Linked DNA regions of Homo sapiens: region 2 is linked to region 1. The links are chromatin loops, found by intact Hi-C in ENCODE. Cell type or tissue: A673. All regions are shown on one strand.

What was found. Peaks named below come from ENCODE experiments on the same cell type or tissue, not always from the same donor. Only the 100,000 strongest peaks of a DNase experiment are listed, where the experiment ranks them.
Region 2: a loop joins it to region 1, with 6 times the contacts of the local background. A loop is called at or near these places in 2 of 110 quality-filtered maps.

Annotation. Positions count from the first base shown.
Region 1 is chr1:71,045,285-71,053,284 of GRCh38, forward strand. PTGER3 (prostaglandin E receptor 3) reads right to left here and starts at 2,532. Exons shown (of 4, transcript NM_198719.2): 1 at 1,397-2,532. The coding sequence starts at 2,293. ZRANB2-AS1 (ZRANB2 antisense RNA 1) reads left to right here and starts at 1,222. Exons shown (of 3, transcript NR_038420.1): 1 at 1,222-2,305; 2 at 3,530-3,704. RefSeq lists an enhancer at 1,946-2,529. In A673, CTCF peaks have their summits at 4,922 (motif pointing left) and 5,125; DNase peaks (open chromatin) are centred at 1,257, 2,167, 2,567, 4,907 and 1 weaker place; H3K4me3 peaks cover 3,997 bases; H3K27ac peaks cover 3,653 bases.
Region 2 is chr1:70,715,623-70,723,622 of GRCh38, forward strand. All of the region lies in intron 5 of LINC01788 (long intergenic non-protein coding RNA 1788), which reads left to right. Among named protein-coding and RNA genes, the nearest start is that of LINC01788, 13 kb to the left of the region's middle. In A673, no CTCF peak of the experiment used is centred here; DNase peaks (open chromatin) are centred at 4,259, 4,729, 5,089 and 5,509; H3K4me3 peaks cover 800 bases; H3K27ac peaks cover 4,223 bases.

The sequences.
Region 1 (8,000 bases):
ACGTACTTAATGCCTAATGCCACTGAACTGTACACATAATAATGGTTAAAATACTGAATTGTATGTAATATATTTTACCATAATTAGGAAAGAAAAAAAACTGCGTTCACGTGTTTCAAAGGTTTTCCACAACTGTATAATACATATAGTTGGTTATACCTTTGTAACAGTGACCATATCGCTCTTTCTGCAACATCTATTAACCCAGACACCCCAGGGCCTAAGTAAGCATCCATTCTTCAGGAATTAGTAAACAGCACTTACACACGGACATTTCTAGCTAAAAGTAACACAGACAAAAAAACCTCAAAAATATCACGTAAGGGCAGGTGTTAGGCAAAGAGCCTCTGCAAACATCCCTTGCTCCTCTGCATTGCTCTGGTGTGAGGAGCTAGGACATGGAGAAACCTCTACCTCCTATCTCAGGATTAGCGAACCCTGCTTGAGTGCTACAAGGGTAAGTAAATGCTGGCCTGAAGAAGCTGCTGAGCTTCCGGATCCCACTGACTGTCGTTCGGGCACTTCCTAGAGGGTCAAGCACCATGGCGAAAGGCTGAGGAGGCAACTCGTATCTTTCATTCTCCTGCCTCATCAAGAATGAACCTTGAAGGCACCCATAGGTCGCGCAGTCTTTCAGAAGCTGCAGGAGGGCTGTGACTGTATGGGGTTGCAGACTGAAAATCTTATTAACGTGAAAGAGGAATTTGAAATTAAAAAAAAAAAACCCGGCCGGGCGCGGTGGCTCACGCTTGTAATCCCAGCACTTTGGGAGGCCGAGGCGGGTGGATCACGAGGTCAGGAGATCGAGACCACGGTGAAACCCCGTCTCTACTAAAAATAAAAAAAAAAAATTAGCCGGGCGTGGTGGCGGGCGCCTGTAGTCCCAGCTACTCGGAGAGGCTGAGGCAGGAGAATGGCGTGAACCCGGGAGGCGGAGCTTGCAGTGAGCCGAGGCTGCGCCACTGTACTCCAGCCTGGGTGACAGAGCGAGACTCCGTCTCAAAAAAAAAAAAAAAAAAAAACCCCACAATATCAGGCTACAGTTATCATAGCAATTCTGCTTTTAATGCACTCAGGACAAACTTCTAGCTCTGCATATATGTCATTTCAATGACACATCCTGTCTCCTACCCGACTAGAATGTGAGCAGCCCTGTGATCTCTATGTGCTCATAAACAGTGCCTAATGCGAATCCTGGCTCTTGGAAGGCGCTCAGCTAGTAAGTGAGGAGCTCAGCTCTGAAGCTGTAACCAAGACCGCGCGGGCAGGAGGAAAGGACACTTCAGCGCTCTGCGGTTGCAAACACACCCCTGCGGGTGCTGCCACTTAGCAAAGTCTTAGGTTCCCGCTTACTCGCACACGCATCCTGACTTCCCCCAACCCTGGAACTACCTACCAGGAGCGGAGACCAGCAGACCGACAGCACGCACATGATCCCCATAAGCTGAATGGCCGTCTCGGTCGTGATGCGGCCCCACTGGGCACTGGACTGAGATGCCGTGGCCTTGGCCCGGCAGCGGGACACCAGGGCCTTAATGGTGGCCAGGTTGCAGGAAAAGGTGACTGTCAGCGCCAAGAGCCCCAGGAAGGCAAAGGCAGAGGCGAAGAAAAGGTTGCCCCAGTTATGCGAAGAGCTAGTCCCGTTGCCCCCTCGCCCGGTGCTGATGAAGCACCACGTCCCGGGCCACTGGACGGTGTACTGGCCCACGCCCAGCACCGGCAGCAGGGCGAAGGCGAGCACGGCCAGCCACACGCCGAGCAGCACAGCGCGGGTGGCACGCGTCTTCATGTGGCTCGCATACCAGTGCGGCGCCCTGATGGCCAGCGCCCGCTCGACGGCCATGGCGCTGGCGATGAACAACGAGGAGAGCCCGAAAACAGTCATGGTCAGCCCGAAAAAGGTGCAGAGCCGCCCCGACGGGTCGATGTGCTCCCAACGCTGCTTGGACAGGTACACGACGATGACGACCGGGGTGGTGAGAAGCTGCCCGACCAGGTCGGTGAGCGCCAGCCAGCCGATGCACAGCAGGAAGGACTTCTTGCGCTTGCTCTCCCGGCGCCGGTAGCTGCGCGACACGAGCAGCATGGCCAGTGCGTTGCCCACGAAACCAGTGAGCAGCATGGTGATCGGGAAGGCCACGGACACCGATCCGCAATCCTCGCCAGACCCTGGAGGGCGCGTGAGGTTGCCCCGCGCCTCGGCGGAACGCTCGGGCGCCCACATGCCTGTGTAGGAGTGGTTGAGGCGGGTGCAGAAGGGGGCATCCCCTCCGTAGCCCCGGGTCTCCTTCATGTTGGCTTCGAGGTGAGGAGGGGATGGCGTCCAGAGAGCCGCAGCGGGAGGGGGCAGACGCGGCGCGGGCGGCGGCGGAGGTCGGCGTTTACCGCGGCTGGGGCTGGGCTGCCCCCCATGGTGCGGGGCGCAGCCGCCGCCCTACTCCGCTGCTGGGACCGCGGCCGCGGCGGCGCCAGGGCTCACTGGCCCGGGAGGGAGCCACGCCTTCCTCTCTGGGAAACCTCTGGTGGCGAGGCGCGCGGAGGTGCCGAGTCCCCTTTATAAGGCCGAGGGGGCGGGGCGCCCGTGGGTGTGGACAGAACCGAGGTGGGAGGAGGGTGCAAAGCAACTGAGCGCCTCTCTTGGCTGTTGCCTATCCTGATCGCCTGGGTTGGGAAGCCCCAGACGGTCTCCTCTGAAACGCCCTGCTCCTGGCCGGACCGGGAGCCCACTGGGGTCTCCTCCAGTTCTCCGCTAAAGTGTCGGTGGACGGCAAGCAGCTAATAAGTAGCACTGGACTTGCGGACCCCAGGCAAACTGCCGAGGCGCACCTGAGCGCTCGTCCTCCTGCTTCTTCAACCACAAACGCTCCTACAGGGACGGGATCCTTCTCCTGAAGTCCTTTAGTAACTCTGGTAAAGTGAAAATCGCCTGTCCTTAAGCAATCCACACAAGCCTTTGCATAGCTGATCGTTAACTTTTTTCCTTTCTGCTTTGTGACTCTAGAGTGATTATAAAAAGGCCAAGGTGTCCTGTCCCCTGGGGTGCCGCTGAAAACTATAAAATTACTAGACAGTGCCTGTAGACTTAAGGGAATAGACACAGGGAAACAAATACATCGGATGGTTGAATTCCAAGACCAAGAAATCCCAACTACTACCCCTCGCCTAATCCTGCCCGCTCCCCTCCCCACCACCCAACAAAAAGGTCAGCTATGGCAAAAGTGGCTACAGGAAGGTGGCATCAATTTGCATATCTGAGGTAGTGAAATCAACTGCTCCCAGCCTATGGGAGTGAGAGGGGAGCAGAAGAGAAAGGTATTCCTTACAAAGCCTCCAACCATCCTTCTTATCTTCATACAATAAGAACTAGAAAAGGTATTCAGATGTTATGAAGGCCTTAATCTATATGGAAACTTTGCCTTTGAAATAATAAACATTGAATGAAAATAGGCATACTTGCTTGCCTCGTAACATCTTTCAGTAAGCCAATATTTTATGTACTTCTCACAAGCATTTTCTCATTTTATCACAGAAATCCTCCAAGGTACTATTGCTATTATTATTTCCCTTAAAGGTGGGGTAACTGAGGCCCCATGAAGTTAAAGAATGTTCCTGAAGTCTCTCAGCAATTCTCAAGTCCCATCTTATTTGAAGCATGTATTCCTGACATGGGTCCCATAACTGCTCTCAGCAGATGAATATTAACGGTGAGATCATCTTCCCCTAATCTTGGGAAAGTCTTGTGTTTTTTGCTTTTTGCCTTTTTACACTGTCTAAGAGATGAAAAGATTTTTAAAAATAATTGCAAAGTTCATTTTTCCTCATATTTAAGAAATTAGACTTAATCATATAGCACTCTAAAGACCATTATTTTGATTGACACAGATCAACTTTCAGAACAAGCCCAATCAGTTTTGCCTTTCCTAGCTTAGCTGATGTTCTGTATGGGTGTTCTTAACTTTTAAATTACTGTTAAGAGGTAAGAATGGGATATGTCCCTCTGCATACTTTATGTGCTGTTGTCTTGATTCTGTATGAGAGTTTGAAAAAATATCACTATAACATTATATGTTTTTTAAAGAAGGAAAAGCAAGAATGCAACTTAAACTCCATTTTAATAAGATGCATTAATCACAACATGAATTTCATTTTGTGTTTTGCTGTCATTTAAAAATGTTTTGCACTTTTGCGTTTTACTGACTAAAATGTCACGTTTACAATGGGAACAACAGCTAGGAAGGGTGAAATGGTTTGATTCTAAAATCTTCCGTAAACTTTTGTCTTATTATTTTGAATTAATCTCAAACCTGTATTTGGGATAGTATTTTTCTAGCCTAATATCATTTGAAAATAAAATAATATTTGAGGTTATTCTTAGACAAAGCTTTATCCAAAGCATTTGGATGAAAGTGGCTATCAAGTTTATACCATCTATAGTTAGTAAAATTCTAGTGTAATTCAATATTTAAAATTTAAGACCATATCACCATTCACACAGCAAAGGAAGCAAGGCTTATCTTTTTCCAGTTACATCAAAAACTATTCTCATTTTTATTCACAAATATTTGACTTCTTTGAAACTTTTACTTCTCCCACTGAAGTGCTTGCTGTAGCCAATTGGACTTGATAAGCATGGTAAGCGTCGGGGCATGTATTAGTAAAGAATTGTTAGCCTCTCACTAACCTCTATGCCAATGAACAAAATGTGTTGCATTTCAGATAATTTGGGTATTTCTCTTCTTTCAGCACTTTGCTTCATCCTATATTGTCTGCCTTTAGCTATTCACCTTGTAAACAAGTGACTGTGAGGTTTTGTGGAGTAACAGTGTGAAGCTGGCAGTTGGATTCTGGTTGGTACTTTCTGGTCAGTTACTACGGATATAGTGTGAATTGTGTTGGTCTGAAACAACACCACCCTCTAGTGACCAAAAGGCTAATAACATGCTTTATGCTGTTTTAAAGAGAATTTCCATAGGGCCAATGGATGCTTTGCTTAGGGAATCTCTGATTTCTTTCCTAGAGATCTACTTATCAGTACATAATTGTGGTCACTTTGTTTTCCTTTGAGGTTACAAATTGGCAACTTTGTTTAACAGTCAATAAACCAGTAGAGGATTAAACTGAAAGACCAGATATTCATTTTTTTTTAATTTAAAGTATATATTCACCTATTATGTTTTCAATGAAATTCTAACCTGGACATGTTTTAAATTCACAGATTACTTAATTGTACCCTACAGCTTAAAATGTATAATGTATGTCAATATTTAGCTAGTGATGATGAATTTATTTTGCTATTTACTTCTATTAAACATCTATTTAAAAATCTTAAATATGGATACAAAATAAGATTAATAATGAGTCACATGATCAGCCTTTGATTGCCTCACTATGGATGGAAAATATCTGAAAGTCTTTCTTCATGGAGCCAACCAGTAATTTTAGTTTATATTTTAGTCATTCATTCATTCAATAACCATTCATTGAGCACCCAATCTATGTCAGACACTGTTTCAGTCATTAGGGATACAAAAGCAATACATAACAGTGCCTATATTCATGGGGTTTATATTTTAGTGCAAAATTACTGATTCTAAGTGCCAAATAACAGGAGAAACACTGATCCCATGGCTTTTGTCTTCTCAGAATGATTGTCATGGAAGTACAGTGCAATGTAGACTTAACATTTAAACATCAATCAATGTAATTACTGTATCAAAATAAAAGCAATGCCTAGAAGTCTTTGCTAGATCAAAGAGTCCCTTTCTATGAATGCCTTTTCTGCTGTCTTTTCTTCCTATTCTTTACATGCCTGTTTTTTTTAATTGAAAACTGGACATTGTAATATATTGTAATGACTCTGGAGTCTACCGGGTTTTTTTCCCTGAGTATTATCTATTTTATGTTTGTTTGCTCTGTTTGACAGTTAACTTGTCCGGATTCAAACTGCCAATATTGCCTCCCATGGGGCATGCTGCTCTTGGTATCTCTGCTTCATTCTCATGGTTTTCCATGCTCTTTTAGCTTGGCTTCCTAGAGATTGATTTCCCTATGCCTGTGTAATTTGCTGGTCAGTTAGCAATGGAGATCACCTTCTGTGTGGGTTCCTTGATTCTAGGGATTCTCCTCTTATTTGCAGCTACTCTGCCAGCTTAGGGCTATTCCCTGACATTTAAAGTTTCTGAAGCTTCAGCTTTCTCCCACCCAAAGTACACACAGCACAGGGAGGAATACATCCCCTTAAGTAAAGCATCAAAGTAATCAAAGTAGATGTATTCTTGAATAATGGTTTTTGTGTGTGTTTTGTTTTTTTTTTTTTTTTTTTTTTTTTTTAGACGGAGTCTCACTCTGTCATCCAGGTTGGATGCAGTGGTGCAATCTTGGCTCACTGCAAGCGCCGCTTCCCAGATTCTCGCCATTCTCCTGCCTCAGCCTCCCAAGTAGCTGGGACTACAGGCGCCCACCACCACGCCTGGCTAATTTTTTGTATTTTTAGTAGAGACAGGGTTTCACCATGTTAGCCAGGATGGTCTCGATTTCCTAACATCATGATCCTCCCACTTTGACCTCCCAAAGTGCTGGGACTAGATTTCTATCTGGTCTTTGCTTGCTTTTTCCTCAGGCTTCATGTGGTCTCCTTCACTCATGCAGAGTTTGCTGTGAGACATGAATTTGGGTAGTTCTATCTCATTTCTTCTCTGGTTCTCATTACCAAGATTTCCTACTTAAATTTGCAGTGGCTTTTCAAGCCTTAACTCCAGTCTCTGGAACTTTTTGCCAGTAAGGCTATGATTTTTTTTTTTCTACCAGTATTTCCCATAGCCATAGTCATGAAGAATGGGCAGGATCCTCGATCCCAAAAACCAGTAAGTCATAATTTTTACTCCTTTCATTTGCAGGTCTTTTTTTCTCTTCTATGATTTCTGTATGCTTTTGAATGCCTTCCAATGCAATAGTTTAATAAAATTCAAATACTTGTTTTTACAAATTTAACTATATTTTACTATTGTTATATGCAGGGCAGCGTGATACTGGCATAAAGATAGGCATGCTATGGTTTGAATGTGTCTTCTCCAAAATTCGTGTTGAAACTTAATGGCTACTATGATGGTATTAAGAGGTGACGCCTTTAAGAGGTGGTTGGGCTATGAGGACATCTCTTGAGGGAATGGGATTAGCTGCTCTTACAAAAGGGCTTGACAGAGGGAGTTTGGTCCCTTTCTTGTCATCCTGACATGTGAGGACAGGGCAAGAAGGCCTTCACCAGAGACCAGATGATGGCGCCTTGCTTTTGAACATCCCCAACATCCAAAACATTGAGAAATAAATTTATATTCTTTATAAATTACCCAGATGTAGTACTGTTATAGTAGCACAAAACAAACTAAGACACTGATCTATAGATCAATGAAAGAGAGTATTATAGAGAGCATCATATATACACATATAGAGATATAGATATGTGTACACATATGCAGACATTCAACAGATTTTTGTCAAAAGTGTTAAGGTGATTCAGGAGAACAGTCTTTTTAACAAGTGGTGCTGGAAAAACTAGATAGCTGTATGGATATAAAAATGAACATAGACCTTACACCACAAAACAAAATAGATAATAGACTTAAATGTACCTGTTAAAACTATAAACCTCTGAGATTAAAAGAGGATTTTTCCTTGTGACATCTTTTCTCCTCTATCATTACTGCAAGTACTCCTACAGCTTTGTTGTTGCTGTTGTTGTATTGAACAACGTGTGATTATCTCTTTTAGTTAGTAGGCACAGAAATTCTATTGTTTTATTTGTTTTAAAGAGACAGTCTCACTCTGTCACCCACGCTAACGTGGCCTAACAGTGATGGACGGAGTGGGGAAACCCAACAAGGTTGCTTTGTACAATTCCCCTTCCCCTGGGTATGGGGCAGGACCCCTCGGGAATGAGGGGTTTTCCAGGGAGAAGGGACAGAGTGACCTTGCTAGGTTTTATGGCTATGTTTGGGAGAGAG
Region 2 (8,000 bases), 330 kb before region 1:
ATGACATCTTAAACAAATCATACAGCATCACCCACCCCAGCCTTAGTTTCTCCATCTGTAAAATGGAAGCAGGAGAAGGTTGCTTACTAACATTATTACCTTATAGAGTTTGAAGATCAAATGAAATGAAATGATTTATGTAAGATACGTAGCAGGGTGGATGGCCTATTAGAAGCGTCCAACAAATTCAAGTTATTGTATATAAGAAACTCAACTCCCTTATAATTATGTAGAGCACTAAATTTTCTAAATAATTTCTATCATAGCATCCAAATGTATTTTGAGGCAAATGAGTGGATGATAAGACAGATTTTGGTGTTATTATTTTATTTTATTTTATTTTTATTTTTTTGAAATAGGGTCTTACAGTGTTGCTCAGGCTAAAGTGCAGTGGAGTAATCATGGCTCACTGCAGCTGCACACTTCTGGGCTCAAGGGATTCTCCCACCTCAGCCTCCTGAGTAGTTGGCACTATAGGCATGCAACATCATGCCTGGCTCATATATGCATTTTATATATATATATATATATTTCTAGAGATGGAGTTCTTGCCTTTTTTCCCAGGCTGGCGTCAATCCTCAAACTCCTGGGCTCAAGCAGTGCTCCCACCTTGGCCTCCCAAAGTGCTGGGATTACAGATGTGAGCAGCCATGCCTGGCCAATACAGAAGATGAAAATTGGAGATTGTCAATGAACTTGAGATCATTCGTTCAATGCTCATTAATTCAATATTCACTTAACAAATATTTATTGAGTGTTTACTATGGGCCAAGAACTGAGCAAAACACTCCACAATACAAGTCTGTGAAATAACCCAAACAAGAGCTGTGCATCTGTGCAGTTGTTATTTTTGCCACCCGGTATCCAGTATTCATTTTTTGTCAATTGAAAACCTCTTCCTGAATAACTTATCTCTCGTCCATTATTTGTAACCTAGTTGTGCAGAGGGATGTGACATAAACCCAGACAATCAGACTCACTATTCTGGAATTTGGAAACTTGTGGGGAAGGACACATGGACAAAACCAATTGTAGCTCATTTAACCCAGTGTCCATTAGTTCATGCTCAAAGCTGCTCTAACTTCCACCTTGATCATCTGATTCCATAAGGTAGACCACATTCTATAATAATTTTCCTTTTTGCTTTGGTTGACAAATGTCAGATTGTATTTCTTTCAAGCAAAGAACCCTAACTGAAAGAACCTCTGAAAGTGTGACATCATTCATTCTCAGAAGTCTTGGAATCTGTTTCTAGGAAAATCTTTTTATAATATTGATAATGTGGTATTAAGTTCTCTTCATCGTTTCTGCCAGAGAATTATGCTTGCTCTTAACCGACAAGCCTTGACACTCATACACATTAGATATGTCTCATCTAATTGTTACTCATCCATATTGTCTTAGTTGTGCATCAGAGATCCTCTATGCTTTTACTTCCCACATACGTCTATGTAGAATGGAGCCATGCAGAATGTCAAGCCAAATACTGCAAGCAAACCTAAAACTGTTTGCACCACATGTGCTACAATCCATTGGCCAAAGCAATTTTCATGGCCAAGAGTGGGAACAGTGAGGTGAGACATGTACTCTACTTAACCTGGTGGGAGATATTGTAGGTCATGTGGCAAGGGCATGGATGTACAATTTTATTAAAAGGTGAGAGTGAAGGATTAGAGAAAATAATCTAGTCTACCACACCTCCCATTTTCTCTCAGTGCACTGTACGACATCTCTTTTATTTATTGCATGCCATCAGAATACAAGGCAGGTTAAGGGAGAACAGAAAGAAGGCAGACTCCTAGTTAATATGTGTATTTACACTCGGTCTTGAAGAAGAGAGGAAGTGGATGACAATGTGTTATGATGTTTGGCAAAAGTATTCAGGTCACATTTCATAAAAACTCTATTTACCTTATAGACAAAATGTTTTGTGTGCATGTTAAATGTATAAATGTAACTTTTATTAAATACTTTGTGGCAAGTTAGTGTATGTTCTTTGTGAGCATTATCTCTTAAAATCCTCATAAAAATCCTGTGGGGTTTACAGACTGAAAAAACAAAATTTTGAAAGGTTAAATAAATTTTTGCAAACATAAGAGAAAACTAATTGTTCTGTAGCCCTGGCAACAAGTAGTCAACAGAACTGGTTTTAAACCCAGTTACTTGTTCAACATCTGCTGCAGTGAACACGCTTTTATAAACCAACTAATCAGGGCCAGCTCTTTGCTTCTGAAAGTTAGCCAATCAGGATTCACTCCAATAAACATATCCCAGAGTTTCAACCAATCCACCACAGTCCCTATCCCCAGTAATCAAACTTCTAAAAATAATGTTAACTTATCTTCACCTCTCCAAGTCTCCTTGAACTGCATGCTTCCCTTAAAACCCACTGAAGACCAACAGAGCCTGTGACTGATCTAAAGCATCCACTTTTTTTTTTCTGTAGTAGCAACGCATTCAGCTTTGTCTTTTTATTTCAGGTATCATGTAATGGTCTCATTGTTCTTTGACAGCAACTTACCCAAGTTTACACAGCTGGCAAATGGTAAAGTCAAGTGACTATCCCAGTTCCATCTGATTTCAGAGCCTAAACTCCTACTCAGCATGAGGTACTGTTTATCCTCATTCCATAAAAGTGATAGTCCAGGTACTCTTCCCTATAAAAGTTTAGCCTCTGATGGTATTTCAACTCTTGAATGGTCATTTACCTTTGCATATGTTATGTATCCAACTAACTTGTAAGCTCAGTTGAATCTAACATAATCTCACATTCCCAGTGGTGACCAATTCATCAAATATTTGCTTATTATTTTTAAATATATTAAAAAGAATGCTTAGTGTGTGCCAGGCCACCACGATAGTGATGGAATTAGAATGTTTTCGCCCTCAAGGGCTGGCAGCCTAACTGGAGAGACAGAAAACAGCACTTCAATGTGAATTGTGCTACCACATATATAAGGTGCAGTGTGACCTGCAAGGGAGGAGTTCCTAAGTCTGACATTAGCATTGTGAGCAGTCTTTAAGAAATGCCAAATGGCTGATATTTGCATATTACTTAGTTATTTGGAGCAAACAATTATTTCAGAGTCAAGAAAAATGTCCTCAAATTTGCCAATACTTATCGAAGTCAAATATTGAATCAGATATTGCACTAACCCAAATTTGAATTATTTAGGAAGAGGCCACATCATAAATGTGTAGTTTATCAGGCGGTAAAAAATACATTTAAGAGAATGCCATTTCCTATTTCTATTGCCCTAAAAATTTAGTTTTAATTTTTCTTACTGAGTATGGTGATTATTGCCTAATATGGAGTATTACACAATTCAGATACTTGATGCAAAAGATGGTGAGAATATGAAAAAAACACTTAATGATATTTGGTAAAACAGGAGCTGGCTTAATTAGGAGGCAGACACTCATAATGATCCTCAATTTCACTTGCACTTATTCCTTTTTATTTTTGATACAAAGCTATTTTTCTGGATTACTTCCCACTCCTTTTCCTTGGCATTCAAAACATTCCATGTTTTGAAACATGATGTAATCACTGAAATGAAAATTTTGTACACAAGAAAAGAAATCTCTAGTTTATACACAAGATGTCAGTGCGTTAGGCACAGAAACAATGTTTTCATTTAGTCTTGATTAATGACTGGGAATCGCCTTAGATTTCAGTACTTTCCTTGCTTTTCTCAAACAACTTTGACCTCTGCTGATAATTTTCCTGGCTGATCCAAGAACTGAGAGCCACTACATAATGGCCATTTCTTCTGCAGAGAGAACTGAGTGTCTGCTAGGAATGCACTGATTTAATGTGAGGTGATGTATGATATCTTCTGAGTTACAATGATCTGTGGCCTTGGCTAACCAAAAAGTCAGTAAGTGCATTTCAAAGATTTAAAACATCATTGGGAAAGAGGATTGTGGCTGAAATGACTGCAGACCAAGTTTGGGTCTTTGATGCCTTTCTTCCTGATGCAGCCCTGTGACTCCAGACTGCCCAGTAGCCCCAGTCTCCTCACACAATTTTCTGGCTTTCTAACTAGGTATTTACTCTTGTGTTCTAACGCTGTATTTTCTTCTCTTACCCAGAATGTGCCTATTAACAAGTCCAGCACCCGTTCTAGAGGCTGATCATTTGTATCAGATAAAATCATTCCTACACTATCCAAAAGGATGAAAATAGCTACAATTTACTGATCACTTACTGAGTTGCTTTAAAGGGCTCATTGCATTTAATACTCACAAAAGCCCTGTAAAGCAATTACCATAAATTTCCCCCATTTTACAGATTGCAAATAGAAGATTAAGAGAGGTAAGTCAATTGCTCAAGTTCTTGGAGCCATCAAGCTTCCCATCCAGGTCTCCTGGACTCCAAAGTCCTCTTCTTTATTGGTGACCAATAAGAGGTTTCAAAGGACATTTTTGATTTGATAAGGAATAGTGCCCACAAGAATTCTGTCTACTGTAGAATTTTGAGTATTAACAAAAACCTCTAGGGAAAGATATTCTTGTTCAAGTGGTAGCTTTCCTGATGTTTCTTAAATAAAACCAAATAGATAAGTTTTTTACTCACTAGAGGGTCAGGCTAGTTGTGCTCCACACACTAGTTGTTGTGGTGACAGGAGCAGGAGGAAGAGCCCACAGATATGTACAGCCCTTTTCCCTTGAGACCAACTGTTTACCTCCTTCTTTGTGTCAGTAGCCAAGGGAAACATAGAATCACAAAGCACAGAATGATAGAACTTTAGTGTTGGGCTCGTAGAAGTGTTTAAATCTAAACCCTACATTGTAGGGAGGTAGAAACTGATCAAGGAATAAAGTAACTCAAAGTTACCCAGCCAGGAAGAAGGTAGTGGAGTCAGAATTCAAGCCTTTCTCAAGTCTTTTCCCTCCCTCCCCTTCCTTCCTTCCTTCCTTCCTTCCTTCCTTCCTTCCTTCCTTCCTTCCTTCCTTCCTTCCTTCCTTCCTCCCTCCCTCCCTCCCTCCCTCCCTGTCTTCCCTCCCTCCCTCCTTCCCTCTCTCTTGCCATTTATTTTTCAGTGTCTATAATTTGCCAGTCACTGGGTACTGGAAATACAGCAAACACATTTAAAAAAAATCGTTGCTATGATGGAGTTTACATTCTAATGGGAAGAAACACATAGCAAACAAATACACCAGTAAAATATCTACTATGCCAGATGGTGCTAAGAGGTATGGAGAAAAATACAGCAGAGAAGAGTGATAAGGAGAACAGGAGGAGAGAGTGATGTTATTTCAAGTTTCTTGTGAGGAAGTGGCCATGAAGAGAATTCCAGATGGGGCAGCGGCAAATGGGGAGCATGCTTGGACTTGGGCTGCTCGAGGAACAACAAGAAGGCTGATGTGGCTGAGAATAGTGAGCAAGGGGGCAAAGACACAGGATGAGGATCAAGAGGAGCCAGATGACCCTGGCCGTCTTATCCATCAGTCAGCGCATTAGATCAACCTCATTGCCTCAAGAGGCTCATTTAATGATGAGTCTAATATCTTCCTGTGGCCATGACTAATTTCAGAGACCTATCAACTAGAGATATGGGATGGAGTGTAAAATGTGTTGGACTGGGAATGACTCTCCAGGTGCAAGTCCATCCCCTAATTATAATTAGCTCTGTTATTGAACTTGTTTAAGCTTCCTTTTCCTTCTAAGAGGGGGATGATGTGAACTATCCCAGGGATTTTATGAGGGCTGAAGAAGACAACAAACAAGAAAGCAGTTTGTAAGTGGACATTGTGAGTAATTGAAGTCAGTCAGTCAATAAATATTTTTTTCATCATTATTGTGAACAAGGGGTTTCTCCCTTCTGATGTTTACAGCACTGCTTTCTTCTGTCTGACAAGATGTGCAGAGAGACTCCACACCTTTGGAGAAAAACGAGAGAAAGAAAAGATGTTCCTCTTTGTCTGTATCTTTCTACCATGATCTTCAACTTTATCCCTCACCTGCCAGCAACAGAATGTGGGAGATTATTATGATCAGTGTGGTCCTCAGTTAACCCTCTGATTAAATACAGCTTATTGTCTTCACTATCAGGGCAAGAGCAGTGTGATCATGGTGTGACTACTGGTGTTGGAAAGAAACAGTCTTACCAGCTATGAAATTTATAATGTAGAGATTCTCTGAAGTTTTAAATGTATGGGTATTGACATGGTTGTGTTTCACAGCTGTCTATCATAGCAACTTCCAAATCCTTCCATGGAATTCTTTCCATGGAATTTCTTCATTGAAATTTTAAAATAAAAATTATTTTTTAGGGAAACTATTATAAACTTGAAACTTCACATACAGACAAGAATTGAACCTCCTTTAATCTAGTTGACAAATACGGTACTTATATAATATTTACTTTATGGAGAGTCCTGTATTCTCAAGAAAACTATATATAGTTGTATGTAGTTAGAGTCAAGAAAATGGATTTACTGTGTGATCTTAGGGATCCTCATCTCTAAAAAGAGAATAATAAAAATTGCCTCAAAGAGTTATTATAAAGTTTAATTATATATATATATATATATTTTTTTTTTTGCCAGGAGATAAGCGAGCAGAAGTCTATCGGCATGTATATATATTTTTTCCTTCAACTTTTATTTTAAGTTCAGTGGTACATGTGCAGGATGTGTAGGTTTGTTACATAGGTAAACGTGTGCCATGGTGATTTGCTACACAGATCAACCCATCACCCAGGTATTAAGCCCAGTATCCTTTAGATATTCTTCCTGATGCTCTCCCTCCCTCCACCCTCACTCCCAACAGGCTCCAATGTGTGTTTTTCCCCTGCATATGTCCATGTGTTCTCATTGTTCAGCTCCCACTTATAAGTGAGAACATGTGGTGCTTGGTTTTCTGTTCCTGTGAGTTTGCTGAAGAGAATGGCTTCCAGCACCGTCCATGTTCCTGCAAAGGACATGATATCATTCCTTTTTATAGCTGCATAGTATTCCATGGTGTATGTGTACCACATTTTCTTTTTACAATCTATCATTGATGGGCATTTGGGTTGATTCCATGTCTTTGCTATTGTGAATAGTGCTGCAATGAATATACATGTGCATGAATCTTTACAATAGAATGATTTGTATTCCTTTGGGTATATACCCAGGAAGTAAAAGTGTTCCTTTTTCTCTGCAACCTCACCAGCACCTTGTGTTTCTGGACTTTTTAATAATTACCATTCTGACTGGTGTGAGATGGTCTCATTTTGGTTTTGATTTGCGTTTCTCTAATGATCAGCAATGTTGAGCCTTTTTCATATGTTTGTTGGCCCCATAAATGTCTTTCTTGGAGAAGCGTCTGTTTATGCCCACTTTTTTGATGCGGTTTTTTGCTTTTTCTTGTAAATTTGTTCAAGTTCCTTGTAGACTCTGGATATTAGACCTTTGTCAGATGGATAGATTGCAAAAATTTCTCCCATTCAGTAGGTTGTGTATTCACTCTCATGAGTTTCTTTTGCCGTGCAGTAGCTCTTTAGTTTAATTAGATCCCATTTGTCAATTTTTGCTCTTGTCGCAATTGCTTTTTGGTGTTTTCATCACGAAATCCTTTCCTGTCCCTATGTCCTGAATGGTATTGCCTAGATTTTCTTCTAGGGTTTTTATAGTTTTGGGTTTTACATTTAAGTCTTTAATCCATCTTGTGTTAACTTTTGTATAAAGTGTAAAGAAGGGGTCTAGCTTCAATTTTCTGCATATGGCTAGCCAGTTTTCCCAGCAGCATTTATTAAATAGGGAATCCTTTCCCAATTGCTTGTTTTTATCAGGTTTGCTGAAGATCAGATAGTTGTAGGTGTGCAGTCTTTTTTCTGAGTTCTCTATTCTGTTCCACCGGTCTGTGTGTCTGTTTCTGTAACAGTAACATGCTGTTTTGGCTGCTGTATCCTTGTAGTATAGTTTGAAGTCGGGTAGTGTGATGTCTCCAACTTTCTTCTTTTTGCTTAGAATTGTCTTGGGTATTTGAGCTCTTTTTTGGTTCCATATGA